Linked DNA regions of Mus musculus: region 2 is linked to region 1. Evidence: chromatin loops called from intact Hi-C (ENCODE). Cell type or tissue: heart. All regions are shown on one strand.

The links. Peaks named below come from ENCODE experiments on the same cell type or tissue, not always from the same donor. Only the 100,000 strongest peaks of a DNase experiment are listed, where the experiment ranks them.
Region 2: a loop joins it to region 1, with 2.7 times the contacts of the local background. A loop is called at or near these places in 4 of 42 quality-filtered maps.

What each region holds. Positions count from the first base shown.
Region 1 is chr1:133,583,149-133,591,148 of GRCm38, forward strand. No RefSeq gene overlaps it. Among named protein-coding and RNA genes, the nearest start is that of Snrpe, 23 kb to the right of the region's middle. In heart, a CTCF peak has its summit at 3,055 (motif pointing left); no DNase peak of the experiment used is centred here.
Region 2 is chr1:133,488,208-133,496,207 of GRCm38, forward strand. No RefSeq gene overlaps it. Among named protein-coding and RNA genes, the nearest start is that of Sox13, 68 kb to the left of the region's middle. RefSeq lists an enhancer at 3,662-5,854. In heart, CTCF peaks have their summits at 3,874 and 4,866; DNase peaks (open chromatin) are centred at 3,834, 4,144, 4,664 and 5,354; H3K4me3 peaks cover 1,732 bases; H3K27ac peaks cover 2,761 bases.

The sequences.
Region 1 (8,000 bases):
TGGCCCTCTCACACAGAAATATATACAGGCAAAACACCAGTGCACAGAAAATGTAAACAAATAAATCATTAAAAAGCATATTTGTAAAAAAAAAAAAAAAAAAAAGAAGAAGAAGAAGGCATAGAAACAAAGGAAGCAACGGTACAAACAAAACCAAGGTATCAGGTGGCACACACCTGTGGTCCCAGCCCTGGGGCAGGAGAGACTTTGGCAAGAGGAGCACTAGTTCAAGACCACTTAAGGTGACATAGGAAGTTCAAAGTGAGCCTGGACTATATAGTGAGTGCTTGTCTCAGAAACAACAACACTCACAGAGAACCAAAAAATACAACAGCTATAAAACCCACAGTGACAATACTCCTCCTCCCAAATAAAGTTAGGACCAGTGATGGAGGGAGGGAGGGAGGGAAGACTGGTGGATTGTTAGGCCCAGTGATGGAGGGAGGGAGGGAAGACTGGTGGATTGTTAGGAACAGTGATGGAGGGAGGGAGGGAGGGAGGGAAGACTGGGGGATTTATAAGCCACAGCTCAGAGCAGGAGAACCTATGGCTCACCTCAAGGGCAGTAACCAGAGCACTGCCCTCTTTGTCCCCGTTTGCCAAACCCCAGCTTCCACAGAGCAACGCAATGAACCCACACAGCGTTGTATTATAGGAGAAAACACAGATGTTTGAAGGACCAATTTTTCTTGTTTGTTTGTCCGCTGTTGTGTGGGTAGTGAGCATGTCTGCCTCTTGCTTTGGTGGGAGACACTATCTTTATCCTCCAAGGCTGTTTTCCACATAAAAATCCTTGAAAGGATCGTCTGGAACAAAGGGCAGTCAGTGCTTTGCATGCAGTACACATGCAAGGGACTTATAAAGAATGGGCTGTACCTCGTGATGGTAGATTTAAGCTAACTACATTAATAGCTATGCTCAGGGTAAACAAAATACCTCAATTAAATGCAGTAATTGTCAGGCTGGACACGAGCCATCTATGGTGAAACCACTTTGTTTATTAAGATGGAGAAGAGAGGCTGGGGTGTCTTCTGTGTATGGAGTTAGTATACCTGAGGCCCTGGGTTTGTTTGAGCCACAGCCTTGCATAAACTGGTGTAAGAATATACACCTCTAAGCCCTGGGCAGAGGCCGAAGGGTCAGAAGTATAAGACCATCCTTGCCTATGTACAAAGTTTGGGAAGTTTGAGGCCAGCCTGGGTTACATATTGTATCAAAAGAGAGAGAGAGAGAGAGAGAGAGAGAGAGAGAGAGAGAGAGAGAGAGAGAGAGAGAGAGAGAGAAAATAAGGAGACAGAAAATTAGTAAGGTTAAAGACATATAGGAGCTAAACTAATTTAATCTGTTCCCCCAAAGAACATACATTCTTTTAAGTACACGTGGATTTATATTTGTCAATATAAATCATCCTGTAGGTATCTGACAAAGCTTGCAAATTCAACGTGATAAAAATAATACATACTATACTTCTGGAGCCAGTGAGTTGGCTGCTCGACCTGGCTCAGTTTCTCTTTTCAAACCTGATCTGACATCTTTGCTACCCTCACCCAAACGCCTTCCCTTCCACTCCTAATACTATTAACTAAAATTTGAATTCAAACCATGTTATTTTTGATCGTTTATCCTCCAACAATTACTGAAGTCAAAGAACCACTGTTGTTCCTTGGCTGTGTGACAATTTGTATAGTGGGCATATTCACTCTACCACAGCCATGCCCCACTTGAATCCTGAAAATACTTCAACTGAAACCCGAGGCAGATCAGCCCCAAAGCAGAAATACAAAGAAACAAAACAAACAGACAAACAAACAAACAAACAACCCAAGCAGCAGAACTACTCCAAAATTTACTAACCCTACAGTAAGAGCAACTAGGGAGAATAAATTAGAAATCCCAAAGAACTCAAAACAATAACTGTGTTCTAAGAAATAAAAAATTAAAAAAAAGAACTCCCAGTCAAGAAACAAATACCTGAATGAAATAAGAAAGACAACACAAAATATAAAGGAGGAATTTAACAAAGAAATGCTGAAGAAAAACCAGGCACAGTTGGCAATGAGAACACAAGTCAAGCAGTCAACCCAAAGGCTTCGGGAAGTCTCAGTAATTGAATGATTGCAGAGGCACAGAGCTGACAGGCGGTGGTGGCGCACGCTTTTAATCCAGGCACTTGGGAGGCAGAGGCAGATGGGTGTCTGAGTTCAAGGCCAGCCTGGTGTACAGACCGAGGTCCAGGACAGCCAGACAATTTAAAGGAACAATCCAGCAATATGGCACCAGTGGGAATTCCAAGATCTCTATGTGTATTAGTCAGTGTTCTATTGCTGTGCAGAGACACCATGACCACAGCATCTCTTATATAAGAAAGCATTTAGTTGGGACTTGCTTACAGTTTCAGAGGTTTAATCCATTTTTGTCATGGCAGGGAACATGGTGGCACAGAGGCAGACATGGTGCTGGAGAAGTAGTTCAGAGTTCTAGATCTAGATCCGCAGGAAAAGTAAGACATTGGGACTGGCTTAGACTTTTGAAACCCCTAAGTTCCATCCCTACCCCACACCCACACCAAGTAACAAACTTCCTCCACGGGGCTACACCTCCTAATCCCTCTCAAGTAGTTCCACTTTCTGATGACCAGGCATTCAAATACATGAGCCTATGGAGGCCATTCTTCAAACCACCACACCAACATATTCTGAAAAGACCAAATCTACAGGCAATACACATGGAAGGAGGAAGAGGAGGAGGAGGAGGAGGAGGAGGAGGAGGAGGAGGAATCACATTTCAAAAGCATAGAAAACCTGTTTCAAAGAATCATGACAGAACATTTCTTAGAGTTAGGGAAAGAAATGGCAATTCAGATATAGGAGGCGTTTAGGATAGGAAACAGATCAGAAAAGAGCCTTCAGTCAGCATATTATAATTAAAACACCAAATACACTGAACAAAAAAAGGACATTGAACGTGGCAAGAGAGAAGCATCAAGACACATATAAAGGCAGACTCACGGGAATAACTTCAGATTTGTCAACTGGAGAGCTGTATGCCCTCTTCTGGCATGTAGGTGTCCATGCAGACAGAGCACTCTTACATTTAAAAAAAAAAAATAGATTTAAATTTGTATTTTAGCATTGGGGGTGGGTGGGCATGTACAGACCATGGTCTGTGCGTGGCAATCGGAGGAGCATTTTCAGAAGTCTGTTCTCTCCAGGAACTGAGAGGATGCCTCTGCAGCAGAGGTGTTGCAGCTCCTGGGAAAAAGGATCCCCAGTGGAGCTCAGGAGCTCAGGAGCCTCGGCCCCACTCCTTCTTCACTTTTTCTTTTCATTGCTTCTTTTCTTCTAACAAGGGAGTCACACCAGGCAGAAATCTTCATGAAAGAGATTTACTGAAGGATCCAGGGTGTGGAGAGGAACAAATCCAGGGAGATTTATTGAAGGATCCAGGGATTCTGCTCCCAGGAGTGGGCAACAGGGAATTGGGCCAAGGGCAGTGCTTAGATGGTATTTTGGCGGGGGCGGAGCTTCTCGGGCAGAAATTTCCAGAGTGAGGACTGGTGGGACTTCAAGCTCAATCTTGAGCTTGGGAGACTCAGGGATTGGTGGGTTTCCTGCTCAGGGATTAGTGGGTTTCCTGCTCAGGAATTGGTGGCTTTTTTTTCCACCCCCTTTCCCTGCATCGGGGCCCATGGGTTAGGGTGGGAAGTCCTTCCTGACATAGGTGGCTTTGGCTGAGGTGCCATCTCTGTGGATCTGCTTGGGGGAGGGGGGGGGCAGGCGGGGAGAACGGCTGGAGAGGAGGTGCTGCCATTGTGGACAGCTCCTATGGGACAGCTCCTGCAGTGGTGTGTTCACTAAGGCTGTAGACTGAGGCAGGAAAGGTGTCAGCTCCTGTGGACACCTCCTGAGAAGGCTGCAGGCTGAGGAGAGGTTGTGGTGCCACCATTTTGACAGGAGCCACCACTTTGGACAGCTCTTGCAGGATATTTTACTGCAGTGGCCATAGGTTGAGACAGGAAGGAGGGGCCTGTTGCCACTTTGATGGCTTTCGAGGCACAGTGGCTTTTGTGATGCGCCACTCAGGGACTACAAATATTGCAGAAAAGGAGGCAGAAAGAGTGTAAAAGCCAGAGGACGGGTACAGTGACATGAAACAGTACCTTTTGGACATAACATAAACACAGCAGCAGTGGGGACCTGTGTAGGAGCGCACAGGGCCAAGCCTGTGAGTAGTCCAAGATGGATAGACCCCACCCCATTACGGGGAGTTAGTGGTTACAGGAAGTCATTTTTCCCCCAGGGGTACATCCATTGGTAAGTTGTTCATGACCCAGTAAATAACTCTATATCCATGCAGTTAACTATAATTAAATGCAGTGGGTTATAGAACAACAATAGGAAGCTCATAAAGTAGGAAGGGATATGTTCAGAAGAAGGAGGAGGTAGTGAAAAAAAAACCCTTACAGTCCAATATAGCAATTCTAAGACTCTATATCATAGAAATACATAAATAAACAAGACTGCACATTACAAGTGCCACCCTCCCCTGGGTGTGTCAAGCCCAGCCTTGCAGATGCCAGGCAGGTGATCTACTGCCACTGTCAAGCTCTGTGGTATTTCATTAGTGTTTTGAGCTAGGGTCTCATGTAGCTCTTTCTGGCCTTGAATTCACTACGTAGTTGAGGATGACTAAATTCCTAATCTTCCTTCTACCTTCCAAATTCCAAAATTACAGCTATGCACCACCGTGTGTGTGTGTGTGTGTGTGTGTGTGTGTGTGTGTGTTGGTCTCTTTTTTGAGACAGAATGTCACTATGTAGCTCTGGATGTCCTAGAACTTGTTTTGTATGTAGACCAGGCTGTCTTTGAACTCAAAGAGATCTGCTTGCTTCTACCTCCAGAGTTCTAGGATGAAAGGTGTGTGCTACCATCCACAACAGCAGGAATGTGGAGGTATTTGGGGGAGTCAGTTCTTTCTTTTTACCATGGGATCTAGGACGTAAATTTAGGTTGTCAGTGTTGCATGGCAAGTGCCTTTCCCCACTGAGCCATGTCACCAGCCAGCCATCAGTTAATTGTTTAATTAACGTTAGTATATATGTTTCATGTGGAGGTTCATTTCTTAAAATGTATTTATTGAAACAGGGTCTTACTATAAAGCTCTAGATCAGGCAGCCACTCTCCTCTACCTGTGGGCCACTACCTCTTTAGGAGTTGAAGGATCCTTTCATAGGAGTCACTGAAGACCATCAGAAAACACAGATATGCATTATGATTCCTAACAGTAGCAAGATTCCAGTTATGAAACAGCAACAAAAGACTTTTGTGGTTGGGAATCAGCATTACATGAGGAATTTTATTGAGGGGTAGAAGCATTGGGAAGGTTGAGAATCACTGCTATAGAAGCTGCAGACCAGGCTGGTCTGGAACTCAGAGAGATCTACTTACCTCTGCTTCCTGAGAGCTGGGACTAAAGGTGTGTGCCATCACGCCAAGACTCATTCTACTGTCTCTTATATCCCAGATGAGTCATGGCTCTGGCAATTTTGTCTATCCCACAAGTAGCTGAGACTGCAGGTGTGTAGCTCTGAATCCAAATACAAAAGTCTTAACCCTAAAATATTTACCAATGGGGCAGAGATATTACCGAGATATAACAGGCTATGTCACAACTGTGTAGTATGGAAATATGTCCAAGTGTATCTGTCTACTTATCTGGAAATATGCCGTTTTGTAAAGATTCTCCGCTGTGGTGGATCTTTGACTATAGCCATAGCTATGGTAATGTGCTTTCCAGAATTAAAGTAGGTAGCTTCTCTAGTTTCCAGCCTGCCCTACCCTCAGGACCCCAGTAATGGTGATCCAATGAGATGTTTATCCATCACCTGACATTCTTTAACTGGGGACTCACTGGTCACTCCTAGTAATGGCAGGTGAAAACCAAAAAGGGGACTTAACTTCAGGTGAGAATGTTGCCTGCAGGTCTGTATGTGGACTGCCTGCATGCCTGCTACCCTCAGAGCAGAGGAGGACATGAGGCTCCCTGGAAGTAGAGTTCTGATGTTTGTAAGCCACCATGATGGTGTTTTCAGCCTCTCTCCCAATCTTGTCTTTCTGTCCTATAGCTACTCCAGCCTGTAAGGAAATGGTAGGCTCCCATCCTCAGAGACCACTCTACAGGTTCTGCTCTCAGTGAAGGCCTGCACTATCTTAAGTTGCTTGTCTCTCATGTGTCTTTCCTTCCTGCCAACCTTTCAAAATGTACACACAGAGGTAAAGACAGAGAACGGAATGGGTAAGATGGTGAATGTGGCACCTGAAGAAAGTTCAAGTATCCGGGTCTATCCAGACCAGAAGATATTTTTGACAACTGTCACTTGGAAACAAGTATGTGCTAGATTTCCAGAGCTGAATAAAAATGGAATTTGAAATGTAAGAACAAGAAGCTGTCAAGATGGCTCAGTGGTTAAGAGCACCAGCTGCTCTTGCAGAGGAGCAAGCTTTGGTTTCCAGTACCCACATGGTGGCTCACAGCCATCTGTAACTTCAGTTCCACGAGATCTGGTGCCCTCTCTTGAACTCCAAGGGTATCAGGCATGCATGTGGCACACAGACATACATGTAGGCAAGAATCACACACATCAAATTAAATAAATCTAAGAACAAGAAGAGAAGGAGGTGGAGTTAGGACACTCTGACTTGAATCGTGTTGCTCCTCTTTCTTCCTCAAGTCTGGACAGCACCAGGGGAGAGGTTTTCTTGGATGTCTTTAAATGGAAAGAGAACTGGTGGCAGCTACGGACTTCTCTAATATTCAAAGCTAGAAGCCACTCCAGTCTCCTCCCAAGCAAACTACTAGCAGTAATAAAGAGCTAGACTGACCTGCCTCAGGCCCAAAGAAAAGGTCACGGGGACCACTTATATCTTGATGATATCTATGTCCTAACAGCTGTGGCACTCAATTCAAGATCTAAGCCAATCTCATGCCCTCATCTACAGGTCTGTGTGGGTTGTCTTCAGAAGTACTATGGGAACCTAGCTTGTGTCCTTATGTAGCTAGCTACTCCAATGAACCCTCAGAGAGGAAGGCGGGACAGAGCTAGACCTGTTTGGTCTAGAAAGTCAAGCAGCAGCTCCAGTCTCTCAAAAAGCCCACTCAGTGATCACAGTCATGAAGAGTGAGGAAGACTTCCACCCATGAACAGATATGTAAGAGATAGCTAGACCCAGCTCAGCCAACACCCCACTCACTGTCTCCCACTGACATGGGTAACTTCCAATTACACATTTCTATGAAGAAATCCTCTGGGGCCACCTGTTCTAAGCCATCCACCCAGTAAATCTCTCTAACCTTGGAGCCCAGCCTATATCACTATCCAACAGAAGATGCCAAAAATTGGTATCACCAAGCCAGTGAATACATGCTGGGACTACCCTAACCAGGAGTCTGAATAGTACCAGCTAAGAGCTCTGCTGAATGGCAGAGTCTACAGCGGTCACACAGGGCAGATGTTACCCAGGTAGGAGTCCCACCCAGCACCAGTACAAAGGTAGCAGCCTAGCCAACTAGGAACACACTGAAAACTTTCCCGACCTAAGTTCTCTGGTCCTTCCATAATCATATGCTATACTAAATCCTGAAGGACTACCCTTGCCAAAGATGTACAGACCAGCAGAGGGGCTACCTCCTCAATGGACAGACAGCAAGTCAAGGGTCACTAGAGAAGACTATATGATGTAGTCAGTGTGCTAAAAGACAGTGGAGTGGCACATGCCTGCACTCTCGGTACCTGCTGGGCACAGGTAGGAGGATCGGTTCAAGATCATTCTCAACTACACAGTGAATTTAAATCCAGTTTGGGCAACATAAGACCCTGCCTCAAAAACAAACAGTCTAACAGAAACAAAAATACTAAACAAGTAAAAAAAAATGTTAAAAGAAAAAGTCAACCGATATCATTTTGTCTTTCAGACATGAAAAGTCAAAAACTTAAGCCATAT
Region 2 (8,000 bases), 95 kb before region 1:
AAGTGGGTAGGTTGGAATTAACAAAGCCAGAGACAAAATCATTCTCCATCTATGAATATGTGAAGTCCGAGATGTATAGGAGTCATTTGCATTCCCCAAAAGAAAAAAGTAAAATGAAGCAAAGACCCCAGCCATCCCAGGTGCATTCTGCTGGATGGTATGGTTCATGGGCAATTCTCTTTGGCTTGATGCTGCCTTTCAGACTGGACAGCGGTCTCCTCCACAGCTCAGCCAGGTAGGTCTACACTCCAGAAACACGACTGGGTAGCATCTCACTGCTAAGGGACCATTTAAAGCTTTAGACCAAGTCTATCTTGAAACTAGAGCAGTAGCTTCACCCTGGACATCAAGAAGGTAGCTCTGATGCCCTCTTTAATCTTTTACTTATTATTATTATTTATTTCTATGAATTTAAGTTTGTACCACATCCGTGTAGTGCCTGTGGAGGCCAGCAGAGTTGGATCCCCTAGGACTGGCATTTCTAACAGTTGGGAGCTTGCCATGTGGTGCTGGCAATCTAACCTGGGTCCTGTAGAAGAACAGTGCCTGTTTTTTTTTTTTTTTTTTTTTTTTTTTTTTTTTGGATTTTTGAGACAGGGTTTCTCTGTGTAGCCCTGGCTGTCCTGCAACTCACTCTGTAGACCAGGCTGGCCTCGAACTCAGAAATCCACCTGCCTCTGCACAGTGCCTGTTCTTAATAGCTGAACTGTGTTTCCAGCCTAGCCCTCTCCTCCTCCTCTTCCTCCTCCTCCTCTTCTTCTCCTCCTCCTCCTCCTCCTCCTCCTCCTCCTCCTCCTCCTCCTCCTCCTCCTCCAACTCCTCCTTCTCCTTCTTCTTTTTTCCCCCTTAAGACTAGACTTGTAGCTCAGGCTAGCCTTGAACTCACCACATAGTTGAGGTTAACCTCAGACTTCTTGTCTTTCTGTCTCCATCTCCTGAGCGTATGCCATCATGCCACCATGGCTTGTTTATGCAAGCCTAAGGGTAAAATCCAGGGCATCATGTACCCAGGGCCACATGAAGGCAAGCTCTCTTATCACCACACTAAATAGCCCAACCTGGTCTTGAACTCATGATCTTCCTGCCTCTGCTCCTAAACTGGAATTATAAACATGTGTTACTGTTCTTAAGTTTTTTGAATCGTCCCTTGTCTGAAGCACACCTTTAATCCCAACACTTGGGAGACAGAGACGGGCAGATCTTTATGACTTTGAGGCTAGCTTGGTCTACACAGTGAATTCCAGGATAACCAAGACTACAGAGTGAAACCCTATTTCAAAAACAAAAACAAAACAAAACAAAACAAAACAAAACAAAAATAACAACAAGAAAACACACTTGGCAAGCTTGCTAACACATGCCTTTAATTCCCTTACTCAGGAAGCAGAAACAGGAGGATCTCTGTGAGTTGGAGGCCAGCTTGGTCTATAAAATGAGTTCAGACATCCTGGGCTCTTGTTACACAGAAAAACCCTGTCTTGAAAAACCAAAAGGGGGCTAGAGAGATGGCTCAGAGATTAAGAGCACTGACTGTTCTTCCAGAGGTCCTGAGTTCAATTCCCAGCAACCATATGGTGGCTCACAACCATCTGTAATAGGATCTGATGCCTTCTTCTGTGTCTGAAGACAGCTACAGTATACTCATATAAATAAAATAAATGAATTTTTATAGAGAAGAAGAAGAAGGAGGAGGAGGAGGAGGAAGAGGAAGAGGAGGAGAAGGAGAAGAAGAAGAAGAAGAAGAGGAAAAAAGAAAATGTCTTTTTGTTAAAAAGAAAAGAAAAAAACAAAAGAAAATACACATTGAAGTATTCATTCATGAAGTAGCACCCTATTTCTTTGCACCAAAAACTGTAGCCAGTGGGGTGTGGGTGTGTACATAAGAGAGAGGAATGGGTTCAGTATCCGGAACCAAGGGGGAGGGACGGGTGCCTAAAATCTCTGTCAGCAAGCTATAGACCTAGAAAAGCAATGGTGTGGCTCTAGTTTTAGTCTCAAGGCCAGAGTAGCAGAAGAGACAAATCTGTGAAGTCAGGTCCAATGGTCAAAAGTTTGAGGACTGAGAACCAGTGAGTTAAAGTGCAAAGGCAGGTGATGCAGCCAGTATGGTGTGCTGGTGGGAGTTGGTGGGAGGACCCTAGTAGGAGGACCCTCCTTCTCAGTCCTTTGTTCTCTTCAAGTTTTTAGTCAGTGAGGTCCACTCCTGCAGTCACCGTCATTCAATCATGGTTTTTATTTCTGTTATTTGGTCTCTGTGTCCTTGGCAGGTACTTCATTGCCGACCACTCCCCCCAACCTTCCCTCAGCCTTCTAAGTGATGTGTTAATCTCTTCTAATAACACATCCAGAATAGTGTTTGACCAAGTGTTTAGGCACTTCCTGTCCCAGTCAAGTTGACAACACATTAAAAATCAACCATCAGCCGGGCATGGTTGCGCACATCTTTAATCCCAGCACTTGGGGGACAGAGGCGGGCGAATTTCTGAGCTCGAGTTCGAGGCCAGCCTGATCTACAGAGTGAGTGCCAGGACAGCCAGGGCTACACAGAGAAACCCTGTCTCAAAAAAACCAAACCAAACCAAACCAAAAACAAAACAAAACAAAACAAAAACAATCATCAGAGGCTCATACAAGGAGGTAAGTCCTAACAGGGTTTATCCTTCCACAGCACGCTTTGAGTGTAAAGATGCTCTGTGTGTGTGTGTGTGTGTGTGTGTGTGTGTGTGTGTGTGTGTGTCTGTATGTGTTAGTCAGATGACAAATAGAAGCGAATTGCTAGATTGCCACCCAGTACACAGGAATTATGTCACAGGAGAATCTTGCTAACATGTAAATCCCTTCCAGGAGTGGTGGCATAAACCTATATAGGCAGCATTCAGGGGACTGAGGCAGAGTAATGACAAGTTCGAGTCCAGCTGGGCTTCTTGGTGAGCTCTTGTCTTAGGGGTTGGTTTGGGAGCAGATGCAGGTAAGGCATTTCTGAGGAGCCTGTGGGTACCTTTTTCTCACAGGGAGAGGCTGGAGCTGAGAGCACAGACTCAGCATTCGAGCTACCAGCTAAGCTGAAGTTCTGGTTTCCTACCTACTGCAGTCCTGCCCCTCCTCCGTGAGTGCTCACTGTTTTAACACAAAGCCAGGTGCTGGCCAGCAGAGGCACAGGTGTCGTCTGCCTCCCAGGCACTAACACATTGACAAAGCTGGACCTTCTGATGGCAGAGCTTCATGACAGCCTTTGGTTTCTTAGGTTTTTATCAGTCCCTTCCCTTTTGTCTTTTCTTTCTTTCCCTGGTTGTCCGAGAACGCAGTGTGTATGCCAGACTGCCTTGAACTCACAGAGATCCACTTGCCTCTGCCTCCCAAGTGCTGGGATTAAAGGTGTGGCCCACTACACCCTGTTATCAGCGCCTTTCTCCATAGTTTGGTTGCAAGTTGTCGTAGGAAGCTAGAGACCTCAAAGGGGTTGAGCCACATAGAAAATGACCTGAATATGACAATATCCATAGCAGTTAGGTAACGTGAGGCTGCATTAAAGCCCACAGTGAAGCCATACATAATGAATCCCAAGAGACTTGTGTCACTCTCTTCATTGGCAGAGTAGCCATGAGAAAGGAGCGCCTGGGTCAGAATTCCAGGTCAGAGTTTCTGACCACAGAGAGGCTAACACAGTGGGATGTGACTTGGGCAGTCTTGAGCAAAGTCTGGCTGGTCTAGGAGGGGCCAGTATCCTACAACCATGCTTTCCTAAGACTAGAGTTGACTTTGCTGACCCCTTAGGTTTGCTATGGTGTAGCTGGGAAGAGAGGTTGGGAGCTCACAAGGCTAAGGGACAGAAGGGAAGGAAGCTGTGGGTGGGGATCACCGACAGGAGGAGGCAGCAGAGTGGCAGGGTGGGACCCCTTTCTGCTGAAGAGCCAGCAACAGTGAGGCCAAGAATGCCAAGTGGGTCTCTTTAAGGGTTCACTACTTTAGGTAATTGGGTTTCCCAAGTTCTACTTGCCCAGCCCTAATCTCCCACTCTCCATTGTCTTCCACTCTCCGTGGCCCTGGGCAGTCGGAGGGCAGGCGGAAGTGCTGCAAGAGACCCTCTTGGCTTGCTGCCTGGGTCTTCTCCAGCACACACACACACACACACACACACACAAAGCACACAGCCCCGATGGGGCCAGTGCCTTGGGCTTGCAGTGCCTTGGAGCTGGTAGGGCTGGAACTGGGGGAGGAGGAGGGAAGGAAGGAGAGAATCAAACAGAAACCTTCTCATCTTTCTATCAGCAGCCATGCAAGGAATATTGTTCAGCATGGCACAAAAGCGGCACTGAAAATAGCTGCAGCCAGAGCGGGGCTGCCAACCACTGCCTGAGATAACGTCTACTTGGAGACACTGGTGTCTTTGTGGGGCTGTCAGTGTCCCTATTGTTCCCAGAGCCTATTGCCTGGGGAATATTGTTCCCAGCTTTTGTCTCCCTGGTTCACTTTTGTTTGCCTTTACTTACCGTTTCATTCCGCGCCCCTTTGTGCCTCCCATTCCCTCCTTTGTCTGCCCTCTCTAAGCTGCCTGGGGCTGTGGATTGGTGCCCAGGGAGACAATAGGCCCGGCCCCCTCCCAGCCTGCAACCCCACCCCAGCCCAGCTCCTTTCTGCCTCTGTCTCTCCCTAGGGCACCCGAGATGTTCCAAAGGCGAGGCCTCCAGGGAGGGTGGGGTCCAGGCAGCCCACCCCCTACTGGGAACAGAAAGAACCACTCATGGGATATTCGGTTCCAGGGAAAGTCTGAAATGCCTGGCGGGGGCCCTCTCCCAGGATCGCCTATTTTCTTTTTCAAACAAAATAGGTTTTCAGAGCAGCGAAAGGAATAGAGCTCCCCCGCGCTCTTCCTCAGCCCGCTTTCAAGCGCCCCTTTCTGGCGACCAGGGCGCTCGTTTTTCTTGTGCCAGTCGCCCTGATCAAAGCCACTTGTGTTTATTTGCACATTGGAATCCTCCGGCCTCCTGTGACCCGACCCCGCAAGGCGAGCCGTAGGGAAGGGGCCGGGTCCCCCCAGGGTCAGAGGAGCTGGACTGGACGTTGAGTTGGGGGTGGGCAAGAGCAGAATAGCCCCTGGGACGAAGGGGATTTAGTAGGCAGCGGGGGCCACTTTAAGCCTGCGGGAGGCACGGCAGGTGTCCAGCTACAGCCCTGAGACTCAGAGGTTCAGCTAGAAGAAGAAAGGCTGCAGGCTGTGCCCCTAAGTGTGGGACCCTGCGCTCTGGCCAATGCTTTAACAGGAGACCAGCCAGGACTAGAGCCAGCCCCGCAGCCGGAGGCGACTCCGCCCTTTCATTGTTCCTGTCCCAAGGACAATGGGCAAAGCCTCTGGAGAGTCTTTGTTTCAGGAGATGGAAATTGGGTAGGGGATTTCCGGAAAGTCTGACTGGAAGCTAAGCTTGGCTGCTCAGAGCTCGGGGAGGAAGGGGAACAGGAAGGGGAGGGTGCAGTCTGGGGTTAGGGGAAGCTACTAGGAGAGGCCCAGAGGACAGCCAGGTCCTCTCAAATCCCAGACTGCTTTTGATTCCTGCTTTGTCCTGTGCCTACCTCACTTCGCCAGCCATGACTGGCAGGATTCTTAGACTCCAGCAAAAAAGAAGCCCGAAGTACCCGTGCCTACTTTGAAGGCAGGGGTGGAGTGGAATCTGGGTTGTAACCTTGGTGGCCAGTAAGAGTCCCAGTCGAACCAGGGAGGGCATGGTGGCTGGACTCTCCCTTGGCACTTCCAGGAGAGCCGTATACAAAAGTTTATACAGGAAACCCTAAAGCAGGGGGACATGGGAAGGATACAGGGACACATCAGAGGTCTTAAGTCCATTTCTGGGCCCTTCATCAGCTTCCCCACCCCACAACTCAAAATGGTGTGTGTCTTCAGACATGTGGGTGTGACACCCCCTGCCCAATCTGGCCTGTGTGTGAAACTACTGGGCATATACCCTTTGTCCCCTGCCCACACATCAGTGAAACCGGAGTTCCTCAGGGACAGACCCATTGTCCATAGGGCTCACTACAGGTGACCAGTGCTAGGACTCCATAGTCCAGGAAATGAAGAGTTGAGTTAACTGACAATCACTCCTGCCAAGTCTTCAATGGCATTTCAAGTTTGACATAGTCAATGATTTTGATGTTTAGTGTTTTATCCATTTTACAGCTACTGATTTGATCTCTGGAAATAGCCACTGGCCAAGAAAATCAAAGCATCTAACTAGAACAAAGTTGAGAAGTGGGAAGTGAGCTGGTAGTGGAGGCCACAGCGGGTCGGAAGCTCTGTTGTAAGGCAACATCTGGGGTGGGGAGCATGGCTCAGAGGTGGAAAGTAGTCCAGTGTGCACAAAGCTCTGGGCTCGGTCCCCAGCAGCGAATAAACCCTGGAAGCACACATCTATCATCCCAACACTTGGGAGGTAGAAGGAGGAGCATTAGGAGTTAAAGGTCATTTTTGGCTCCATCTCAAAGCCAACCTGGATTACATGAAACCTTGTCTCAAAGGTGGTGGGGAAGGCAGTATACTACTGGGCACGGTGATGGACTCTCTCTCTCTCTCTTTCACACACACACACACACACACACACACACACACACACACACACACACACACACACGAGAAGCCTAGGCAAGAAGATCATTGAATTCAAGACTAGCCTTGACCCTTGACTACATGCAGAGTGTGAGGTCAGCCTGTGCTATCTAGTGAGACCTTGTCTCAGTAACCACCAAAACCCAAATCCAGGGAACCTAGAAAGCAAAGGCAATGCTCAAGAGAACAAAGGTTTTTCTTACAGCTACAGAGGGCAAGTCCGATGTAAGTGGGAGAGGAAGAGTATCTTTTCCATGTGGAGAATGTGGATGGGTTTATGATTATTTGGAGCCTGAGCAGTCATTATGTGAGCAGAGGAACATGGAGTTGCAAAGTGTTGTATTAAGGAGGACCAAACAAAAATAAATGTATGAGTTCCATCATCTAAGGTCAAGTCATCGATCTCTAAAGTTGTTCTTTCTTTCTTTCTTTCTTTCTTTCTTTCTTTCTTTCTTTCTTTCTTTCTTTTTCTTCCTTCCTTCCTTCCTTCCTTCCTTCCTTCCTTCCTTCCTTTCATTCTTTCATTCTTTCTGTTTGTTTGAGACAGGGTTTCTCTGTGTATCCCTCCCTAGGTGTCCTGGAACTCATTCTGCAGACCAGGCTGACCTTAAACTCACAGATCCATTTGCCTCTGACTCCCAAGTGCTGGTATTAATCGTGTGGACCACCATGACCAGCAAATTATTTTTTCTTATGTGAAGTGGAAAAAAATGTATTAGATTAAACCTTTTAATTTGGTGTTTTCTTACGAATCCAACAATGCATTGCTACAATGGTGTATATTTATTGATAGGGGAACACATTTCTTTCTGTTTACTAAATTAGTAGGAAAAAGAAAAGGCTGTCCCATAATTTTCTAGAGCGAGTGGATATTCCTGTGAGTTGTGAAAGTGAGGTCATAGCTGAGCTTGGAGACAGAGACCCAAGAGAATGCACCAGCTGTGTGCCAAGGCATCATCTGAGGTGGCTGGAGAGTGCAGAAGAGGCCCAATCTTGGGTTTTATAAAACGATCAGGAGAGAAGGAATATGTTTGGTGAGTGTGTGGTAAGGTGTGGGGGAAGGGGGTGCCTCTTTGGGCCCTTGCTGAGGACATCCCTTCTCCATGAGGAACCAGCCACAGGATGGCATGGCATCGTATAGAATAGAGTTTATTCAGGGCATGGGGAGGGGAGTTGAGGGGGTAGAGACAGAGAAAGGAAAAGAGAGAGAGAGAAAGAGAGAATGGAGTTTGGCCATGAGTACATGGAGAGAGGGGGAAAGGGAGTGGGGAGAGAGGAAAAGCAGGAATGGGGAGGGAGGCAGAGCAGGAGCAAGAAGGCAAGAGAGAGAGGAGGGGGCAAGCAGCCCCTTTTATAGTGAGTCAGGCACACCTGGCTGTTGCCAGATGACTGTGGGGCAGAG